Regions from separate parts of the Homo sapiens genome. Here region 1 is linked to region 2. A link is a contact called in ENCODE Hi-C data. All regions are on one chromosome and are shown on one strand. The core of a region is the stretch at or near the end of the contact, and the rest is flanking DNA. Distances in the headings are between cores, read along the strand shown. Region 1 holds the start of LINC01627 (long intergenic non-protein coding RNA 1627). Region 2 overlaps ZCCHC7 (zinc finger CCHC-type containing 7).

Region 1 (5,046 bases), core at 1,874-4,373, 250 kb before region 2:
AAACCCCAATGTGACTGTATATGGAAACAAGGTCTTTAAGGAGGTAATTAAGGTAAAATGAGGTCACAAGGGTGGGACCCTCACGCAATATGACTGATGTCCTTAAAAGAAGAAAGACACCAGGGACACGTGTGCACAGGGCAAAGGCCGTGGGAAGACATAGCAAGAAGGTGGCTGTCGGCAGGCCAAGGAGAGAGGCCTCAGAAGAACTAAGCCTGCCAGCATCTTGAACTTGGACTTCCAGACTCCAGAACTGTGAGAAAATAAATTTCTATTGTTTAAGCCACCCAGTCCAGTCTGTGGTATTTTGTTATGGTAGCCCTAGCAGGACAACTTTTATTTTATTCATTTTTCATTAAAAAAAGAAAATAGAAAAAGCCATCCATAATTCTACTACTCAGGAATAACCATTGGTCAAATTGTGGTAAATATCCTTGCAAATACCCACTGACATTTACATATTTACTCATGTAAGTGGGAGCCATTCTCTATATATACCAACTTGCAACCTGCTTTTTACAAAATTTAATTAATTATTATTATTATTTTTTAGAGACAAGGTCTTATTCTGTCACCCAGGCTGGAGTGCAGTAGTGCGATCACGGCTCACTGCAGCATAAGACTTCTGGGCTAAGTGATCCTCCTGCCTCAGTCTCCAGAGTAGCTGGGACTATAGACATGTGCCATTATACCTGGCTAATTTTTAAATATTTTGTAGATATCAAGTCTTGCTATGTTGCCCAGGCTGGTCTTGAACTCCTGGCCTCAAGTGATCCTCCCACCTTGGCCTCTCAAAGTGCTGGGATTACAGGTGTGTGCTACCACACCTGGCTACGCAATCTGCTTTTTTTTTTTTTGGAGACAGTCTAGCTCTGTCACCTAGGCTGGAGTGCGGTGGCACGATTTTGGCTCACTGCAACTTCCACCTCCCGGAATCAAGCGATTCTCCTGCCTCAGCCTCCCAAGTAGCTGGGATTACAGGCATGCACCCCGATGCCCAGCTAATTTTTTTGTATCTTTAGTAGAGACAGGGTTTCACCATGTTGGCCAGGCTGGTCTTGAACTCCTGACCTCGTGATCCACCTGCCTTGGCCTCCCAAAGTGCCGGGATTACAGGCGTGAGCCACCGTGCCCAGCCACAATCGGCTTTTTATACTTAATATCATAAATATTTCCCATGTGGCCAGGTGCAGTGGCTCACGCCTGTAATCCCAGCACTTTGGGAGACCAAGGCAGGTGGATTACCTGAGGTCGGGAATTTGCGACCAGCCTGGCCAACATGGTGAAATCCCGTCTCTACTAAAAATACAAAAAATTAGCAGTGAGCGGTGGCGAGTGCCTGTAATCCCAGCTATTTGGGAGGCTGAGGCAGGAGAATCTCTTGAACCCAGGAGGCAGAGGTTGCAGTGAACCGAGATCGTGTCATTGCACTCCAGCCTGGGCAACAAGAGCAAAATTTCATCTCAAAAAAAAAAAAAAAAAAATGAAGGTTAAGATGTAGATTTTTTGTTATGTGTATTTTACCACAATTAGAAAAAAATGCTCTGAGGTTTTGTAGTTACCGGGCTGGGGCACCACCTAGAGAACGGTGCCCACTGGGCATGGAGGGCATAGAGCCCTGACTCCAGAATTCCTGGTGTGCCCCCAGCTGCCCTAAGGGGTCCTGGCCCATGCCTTCTCTTTGGGCCTCACCTGTCAAATGCTAAGCAGATCCATGGAATGGAAGATGTCCACGCTTCCTCCTGGCCCTGATGAGCTAAGATGAGAATTAGAACAAAAGCGTGTGCTTTTAAAAAAGTAGATAGAGAATTAAAAATACAATCAAAAATCACACTCACTATTCCAAGATTAAAAACATTCTTTAGAAACTGGGCTTATTAGATGACATACTTCCTGCATTGTGTGGGAGGGGAGGGGGCCGGGTCACCGGCGCTCTCCATAGGGGGCAAGCAGGTGAAATGATTATGAAATATGTCAAGAAAATGGTCCTTTTTTCTCGCCAGGAGATAAGGAAAGGTAATTTGGTCTGTCAGTCGCGCACACAGAAGACGTCATGGTCAACTGCATTAATACTGAATACTTTGTCCAGAGTCACAGAGCTCAAAGAAATTACAGAATCTTTCTCCTGTGAATTCTGGCACTACTCTCAGCAGGCCTTTTCCCACCTGAATTCACAAGAGAGATTAATAATAAAAGGCAGGGCTGACGGTGGGACCAGAGCTGCTTTTCCTGGGACCCCCTCCTCCAGCCCACCGGTTCAGCCTCATCTCTTGCCACACCCTCCCCGGTCCGGCTTCAGCCCAACTCAATCCCAGCTGTCCTGCTCTCTCTTCTTCCTACGGGCTCCTCTCCCATAGACGCCAGTCAAAGCCCACCTGCCCAAGCCACCTCCTCTGGGACATCTCTCTCCAGTCCCGATCACCTCCCGTCTGACTGACGCTCCCTCTGCCCCCACGTGCTCACACTTCTTTTTGCAGTTGTTGTGAGGATTGTGTGTCCCTATCTCCCTTCCCCAAACACCCCAGACCTCCCCGAAGGACAGACTTGCCCAGCTGGCCTCTCCCACGGTGTCCAGCCCAGGGTCTGGCACTTCGCAGTGGAAGGGGTGAGTTCACGAGGCGTCTACAAGCTTTCTCTCTTCTGATCTAATAAAAGGGTATCTGTGGTAGATTCTTTCTTTTCTGTATTTTTTGACCTGGCAGGGGTGAAGATGTGTGGTTAGGGTTGGGAGTAGACATTGGGATGCTCTCTAAACCCGTTGTGAAGCTGTTAAATTGCAAGAAACCATCTTCCTCTCCACCCTCCATTCCCACCCTATTCCCACAGGGTGAACAGGAAGCGCCCACTCAGAGCCCTTATTCCAAAGGTGGAAAAACCTCTTCCCTTTGCTGCTTTTGGGGACTCATCAGTCTCTGGAACAATTAAACCTCTTTCAATGCAGTTATATTCCCTCATGTAATAAGTACTGCATTATTTTTAGACTGTTTTACCCAATTAATTTTATTATCAGTTAATTATGTATTACCACCTTAAGAAAATGAATATTTGCCCAGTTGCTTAAGCTAAATCATTAAATATGTATGAATTCCTTTCTTTAAATGTACACCTGTTATCTTTTACAGATGCAGAAGACGTGTTTGGAGCCATCTGTGCCTCTGAAACAGACCCCCATACAAAAGTGCTGTCTTGGCCCTACGAGACAGCTCATGTGGGGCTGGGAGGCACCTGGGAAGTGAGGCCCACAAACATGTCAGAGATCTCGGCCTCAGCGTAAGTGGGAGGGCCACTGTCCTAAGCACCAGCTTGGCAGAATCTGGGGTGAGGGGAGGTGGGTAGAGCCCAGAGCCAAATGCATGAAGGTGCATGAATACAGAGCAGCCCCTGGAGGGTGATAGTTTAAGAAACAAACCTCGAGGCTGGGTGCAGTGGCTCACATCTGTAGCCCACAGATTTGGGGGCCAAGGTGGGAGGATCATTTGAGGCCAGAAGTTTGAGACCAAGCTGGGCAACATAGTGAGACCCTGTCTCTGCAAAACAAAACAAAAGAAACAAAATTTAGCGAGGCCTGATGGTGCACACCTGTAGTCCAAATTACTCAGGAGGCTGAGGTAGGAGGATCCCTTGAGCCCAGGAGGTAGAGCCTGCAGTGAGCCAAGATCATGCCACTGTACACTGCACTCCAGCTTGGGCAACAGAGTGAGATCCTATCTCAATAAAAAAAGAAAAGAAACAAATCTTGATTGAGGTGGGCATGGTGGCTAACATGTGTAACCCCAGCACTTTGGGAGGCCAAAGTGGGAGGATCTCTTGAGCCCAGGAGTTCAAGACCAGCCTGGGCAATAATGTAGTGAGACCCCCATCTCTAATTAAAAAAAATTAGTCAGGCATAGTGGCACACAACTGTAGTGCCAGCCACTTGGAAGGCTGAGGTGGGAGGATCTCCTGAGCTCAGGAGATTGAGGCTGCAGTGACCTATGATTGTGCCACTGCACTCTGAACTCAGCAACAGAGCAAGACCCTGTCTCAAACAAAATAAAACAAAAAAGAAACTCCTCCTGCTGCCTCTGGGTGATTGGGCGCAAAGCTCCACAGAGGTCAGCACGTCCGGTCCCTATGGGACCCAGACTCACTGTGTGTGACCTGGGGCCAGTCAGCAGACTTAAGCAGCCTCAGGCCCCTGGCCTGCCAAAATATTGAGATTACAGGCATAAGCCACAGTGCTCAGCTGAGAATTTTCTTTTCTTTTCTTTCTTTTTATTTTTGAGACAGGGTCTCTGTCTGTTGCCCAGGCTGGAGTGCAGTGGTGTGATCACGGCTCACTGCAACTTCCACCTCCTGGGCTCAAGGCGTCTTCTCACCTCAGCCTCTCGAGTAGCTGGGGCCGCAGGTGTGTGCCACTATGACCAACTAATTTTTTAATTTTTATTTTATTTTTAGTAGAGACAGGGTCTCCCTATGTTGCCAGTATGGTCTCAAATTCCTGAGCTCAGGTGATCCTCCCACACTGGCCTCCCAAAGTGTTGGGATTACAGGTGTGAGCCACCCACTCAGGTGAGAATTTTCTTAATAACAAATTAGATGAGACATCCCAATTGTTTGTTGTAGTGAGATTTGATTATAATTCACTCAATAAACACCTAAGCACTTTCTTGGTTGGGTACGGGGGAAACAGTGATAAATCAGATTTAGTCTCTACCCCAAGGATCTCCCACTCTGATGGGGAGACAAGCATGTGTGTAAGAATATAAATTGAATATTCAATTTATATTCTTATATTCAATTTATATTATCATAAATACACAGAGGGACTTGGGCCACAGTGTATATTTTTACAAGATTCCTGGAAGCATAGATTAGGGAGTGACTGGTTCTGTATAGGGAAATCAAGGAAGGCTTCTGAGAGGAGATGATGACTGAACAATTTACTTCATTCATCTGAAAAGACTGAGTACTGTGTAAGCGAAGGGGTGTCACTGTATATGGCAGCCCTGTTGAGTGGGCCTTAAAGGACTCTTGGTTGCAAGTGAGAGATACCTAACTCATTGT
Region 2 (4,582 bases), core at 977-3,476:
CTAAAGCTAAAACAGTTTCCACGCAACACAATGTAATTTTACCATCATTGGCTTACCTTCATAGCATTTTTTGGCCTAAAAAAATCATGAATAAAAGTATTTCGATCATACTTCAATAGTTACCATACAGGTTTAGCCATTCAGTTTTAAAAGAATCTTCCACCCACTGCCAAAAGAAAAAAGGAAGAGGAAGAACAAAAAAGAAATCCTACAAAACGAGAGTTTCAAATAAAGACTGGAAAAGGCATCAAGCAATCATGACCTTTAAAAAAAAAATTGTCTGACAATTGTCTGTGAAGTTTTTTTAACAGCATAAAAGCACTTCACCAGTTTCTTCTTTCCTTAATAAATTTCAAGTTCGGCTCTACAGTGTTCTCCTAGTAAGGCCACACACAATAAAACCCAGGCACTGAGCTTTAAGAATTAATAACATTTTCCACGAACATTTGCTAGTAAAACATGCTAACAGAATTAATTCCTTGTTATTTTTAAAGCTGTATACTTCTGTTGGACCACTTTTATATCACAGGTTATACCTTGATTTGATGTGCTGAATACTAGAAATATATTTTAGGTTATTCAAGTTTCTCAATAATTACATATGAATATCAATTATAAAATTACAATACACCTTTTAAAATACTTTAAAAGGAGGAATAGTTTTACAAACTCATGAAGCCTATATAACTATAATCAAAGACTAGAAATTCAAAAGATTATTTTAATTGGCATGGACAAACAACAGCTAATTAGACTATCAGGATACATTTTCTTCTTAGTTTGAAACTCACTGATTTAAAAGAAATTGCTTTTTGAGAAGTCATTTGATAGAAATCAAAATGTGAAGCACAGTAACTAGAAAATAATAGCAAAAATAAAGAAAACAAAATTCAATGATGCTATTTATTTCTTGGTAATTACAAATTCTATAAATCAGTTTCATATTCTAAGAGCACTACATCCACAAGAAAAAACCTGTAATTAACAGACACAGAAAGAAGGCTTGCCCTTACCCCAATTCCCAAAGTCCTTAACAGATATGCAGAAAGAGCATTTTAGACACCTCACAACCATGAGGTACAATCAAAGGAAAAAAATCTAAAATTATTAATTATCAAAATTACTCTTTTCCCTATGTATCAACATTACAAGGTTTTTTTTAGCCTATTTACAGTATATCATAACATCATTTTTCCTGATTAGGAAATTATTAGAATTTTTTAAATGGTAAAAAGGATCTCTTTATTATTTTATGTTAATTTAGCAAATACAAAATTCAGTTAAATGTTACTGTATGACACCAGCCTCACAAAACAACTGTAAAACAGAAGTAGCTTTGATCACAATAATTTGATATTTTAAAGCCTGTGAATATTAATGAAAAAATATTTTGGGGAGATGTTGGGAACAGAGACCTCTACTTTTGACTTCTAACAATAACTAAATTGCCATAGCACTTCAAGGACTTAAATTCAGCAGTACAAAGTTATGTTATAAAACAAAATTCCTCACATTTGAAAGTATGCAAGTTTTGCCAAGAAAAAGCAAACTCTTAAGATCTGGTCAAAGTAAAAATGTGTCCACCGTCAAAGGCATGTTCATATGCTTATTTGAATATATACACACTGTGGACCACAAAATTGAATGTAAGAGAAATCACATTATCAGATTACAACAGATTTCTTGTAAACAACTACTTAATATACAATAATATTTAAATTAAAGATTTATAACAGTACCACTTACTGTTAATTAGTATTTCTAGTATTAACTTGGTTACACTATAAAATAACATTTTTATTCCAACAGTAAAGTGACCATGAATACAAATTTTCAGGATTAATAATTTCCCATCAATTTCATGCATAACACTAACATATCTTTTCAGCTTCTCAATGGCTCAAAAATTAAATTGCTTCTGTTATTAAGAAAACAAAACCAAGAACAAAATTAGTTTTCCCCTGCTAGTCCCCATGGATCTAAGTACCACACAATAATTCTTTCCAATCTGCAAAACAAAGAACACACAAATAGATGGGCTAAGGAAGAAAGATCAAAACAAAGAAACAAATTTAAAAAAAAAAATTCCCCTTTTTCTTTAGCAATCAACAAAATAACAAAAAAGAAAAAGTGGAAAAGTCACCAAGAATATATGACCATGTAAGCATGGGCACTCTTGCAGAAAACCAAGTCTGCAACCGAAAGCCATGGGAAATTTAAATTAGAGCAAACGGCCACAATAGGCAGAGAATCTGTATGGATAAAAAGGGACTGCTGAGGTTGCAGGTATACTACTAAAGATCTTTTGAGATTTCCAAACAAATTTTATTAGTTTTAATAAATTCTAAAAATAAGAAATAAGTATGCGCATTATACTATAAGCATTAAATTTTTTTCCTTTTAATCAAAATACACATGTATGTGATATATCTAAAAGAAGAGGAAGAAAAGATTCTCTTTGCTTAATACTGCTTTAGAAATTTGCTTCACAAACCTATCTCCTTCTATGTTTAAATAATCTTAACGGAATTTAAAAATTTAACACAATGAAGGCCCTTCACTGCTGATGTTAACCTAACTGGTGGCACAATCACAGAGTTGAATTGCAATCGACTTGAACTCCTCTGACTACCGGGTACATAATTATACACCAAAGTCAGTTTAACTAACCAACATGGTTTGAAAATTAGATGACCTGTGGTACAACACTTACGTTTCTTCTGTTAGATCTGATAATAAAACCTCCCAAACTGAATCATCTCAAACAGAAAAATAAAGGGATTAATACAACTTTAAAATGTCATGGCATCAAGAACACAAATATTCCACAACCAAGTAAGTACCTGATGGATCTCTACCACTCACCTATCCAGAAACTTTTAAATTGAATATTTTGAATGTTTAAAAGTATTTCATACACAGAAGAACCAATAATACCAGGCTAAAATATGATTATACAACACATTTACAGCAATATTTAAGTTATATTTATTCTCCCACAAAATTTGTATCATTTTTTAAGCAAACCAAAAGGGCTGAGGTGTTGAATGAAGAGCAAAATACTCAATTATATGGGAGTAAGGATGTCTTTCAAGTTCTTATCAGAACAACGAATTTTTATTAGCTATTAAAATCCTCCTTAAAAGTAGGAAGTAATGCTATTTCTAAATAAAACCATTGACAAAAGTTCATTTGTGTTAAATCAGACCATTTAATACTAAAAACTGGCTAGTACAGGATTAAGGACTAACTTACAGGATTGATTGTGGTTGCACATCTTCTCTTTAAAGAAAATCTCCTTTCTTTAGTTAAATGTATATGTATGTCATATTCTTCCAAATCCTGAATTCCTCACCTGGCTTTTTTAAAGCATAATTTGTATTACATTAGCAATATCATATTACCAGTCATAACCAGTCTATTTCCTATCTTAAGAATTCTCATTAACTACCAATATAGAAAAAGTATTGAAAAGTTTTCAAGAGTTGGAGCTTTCCCTCCCTATGATAGATAATTCTGTTGCAAGCACTATTTAGTTACAAAACAAATATGACTTAAGGGAACTGCCAATAAAAATATTTTCCCTTAATAAATACCTCTTAAGCTACTTAACATCCATTCTTTCACACTGAGGTGGTTATAAGTTAATTGTATATTTAAGCAAAAGCGAGGGAGGGGAAGTACAAATGATTTTCACTATCACAGATTTATGCTGTCTTCCCTTAAAACGTGTTTGCAAAACACGAGATTAAGAACAGATGCTCTCAAGTCCACAATAAACTAATTTTCAAAACTGACAAAAGTTGGAATTCTAAGGTAAGAATTTGTTATAGAAATAAAAGCTATACATTTAGCAGACAAGATCCACTTTAAAATAATTATTACATTTAGAATCCAAATCTACACAACAGAAATAATTTTTATCTCTAGAATTACATCTCCATCCAGAACCAATGCTGTTAGATCAAGATTCAAACTAAAAAGCAAGTCATACTCCTTTAAGTATTCTTAAGCATATGATTTAAAAAGAAAATGTGACATAATACATGGTGGATGCCCAATTAAAATATTTATTTCTTAACTATTTGCACAATCAACAAATATCTGGCAAGTAACTCAAAATGCCAAAAGTTAACCATGCCAGTATCTTTAATTTATAACAAAACAAAGATAAATAATAATGAAGAGATTTAAAACGTTAGGCTGAAAACTTCCATGAAGTCCATACTTTTGCTTCATTAATAAGTCTTAACCACCAAGGAAGCATTTATAAGAGATTATTACTTTGAAATTAAATTTAGTAAAGTCTTAAAAACAGGATCTCCTACTTACAGAATATGAATTATCTGAACAGCCTCTACTCTAAGAAGGGGAAATAATGATTAAATGTTCTCCATTCTATATTTCTTTGGAAAAAAGTTTTACTGTCTAATCATATGTAGCTCACATCAAATTTACTTTCTGACCATAAAAATATACTGTCTATATAAATCATACTTATCTTCTTAGATAAGTGATCACTATATGCAATAATTATTTTTATAATAAACAAAAGCTACAAGAAAATTATATATAAACACTC

The links. A loop is a pair of places that touch in the nucleus more often than their neighbours do. Pooled maps may share reads with other maps.
Region 1: a loop to region 2 is called in a map with no recorded cell type, with 2.8 times the contacts of the local background. The contact joins the promoter of LINC01627 here to the enhancer-like site in region 2. A Hi-C loop is called at or near these places in 2 of 168 maps with a recorded cell type or tissue (A673 and GM12878), 20 of 37 single-sample maps with no recorded cell type and 7 of 50 pooled maps.

Annotation. Positions count from the first base shown.
Region 1 is chr9:37,392,871-37,397,916 of GRCh38, reverse strand. LINC01627 (long intergenic non-protein coding RNA 1627) reads left to right here and starts at 3,123. Exons shown (of 3, transcript XR_002956875.2): 1 at 3,123-3,270. It overlaps LOC124902153 (a long non-coding RNA gene), which reads right to left. Exons shown (of 3, transcript XR_007061478.1): 3 at 1,505-2,695. RefSeq lists an enhancer at 1,891-2,185.
Region 2 is chr9:37,138,800-37,143,381 of GRCh38, reverse strand. All of the region lies in intron 2 of ZCCHC7 (zinc finger CCHC-type containing 7), which reads right to left. Among named protein-coding and RNA genes, the nearest start is that of ZCCHC7, 21 kb to the right of the region's middle. Within about 2 kb of position 2,226, at least 2 of the 41 ENCODE cell types and tissues checked have a DNase peak (open chromatin) inside an H3K27ac peak, as active enhancers do.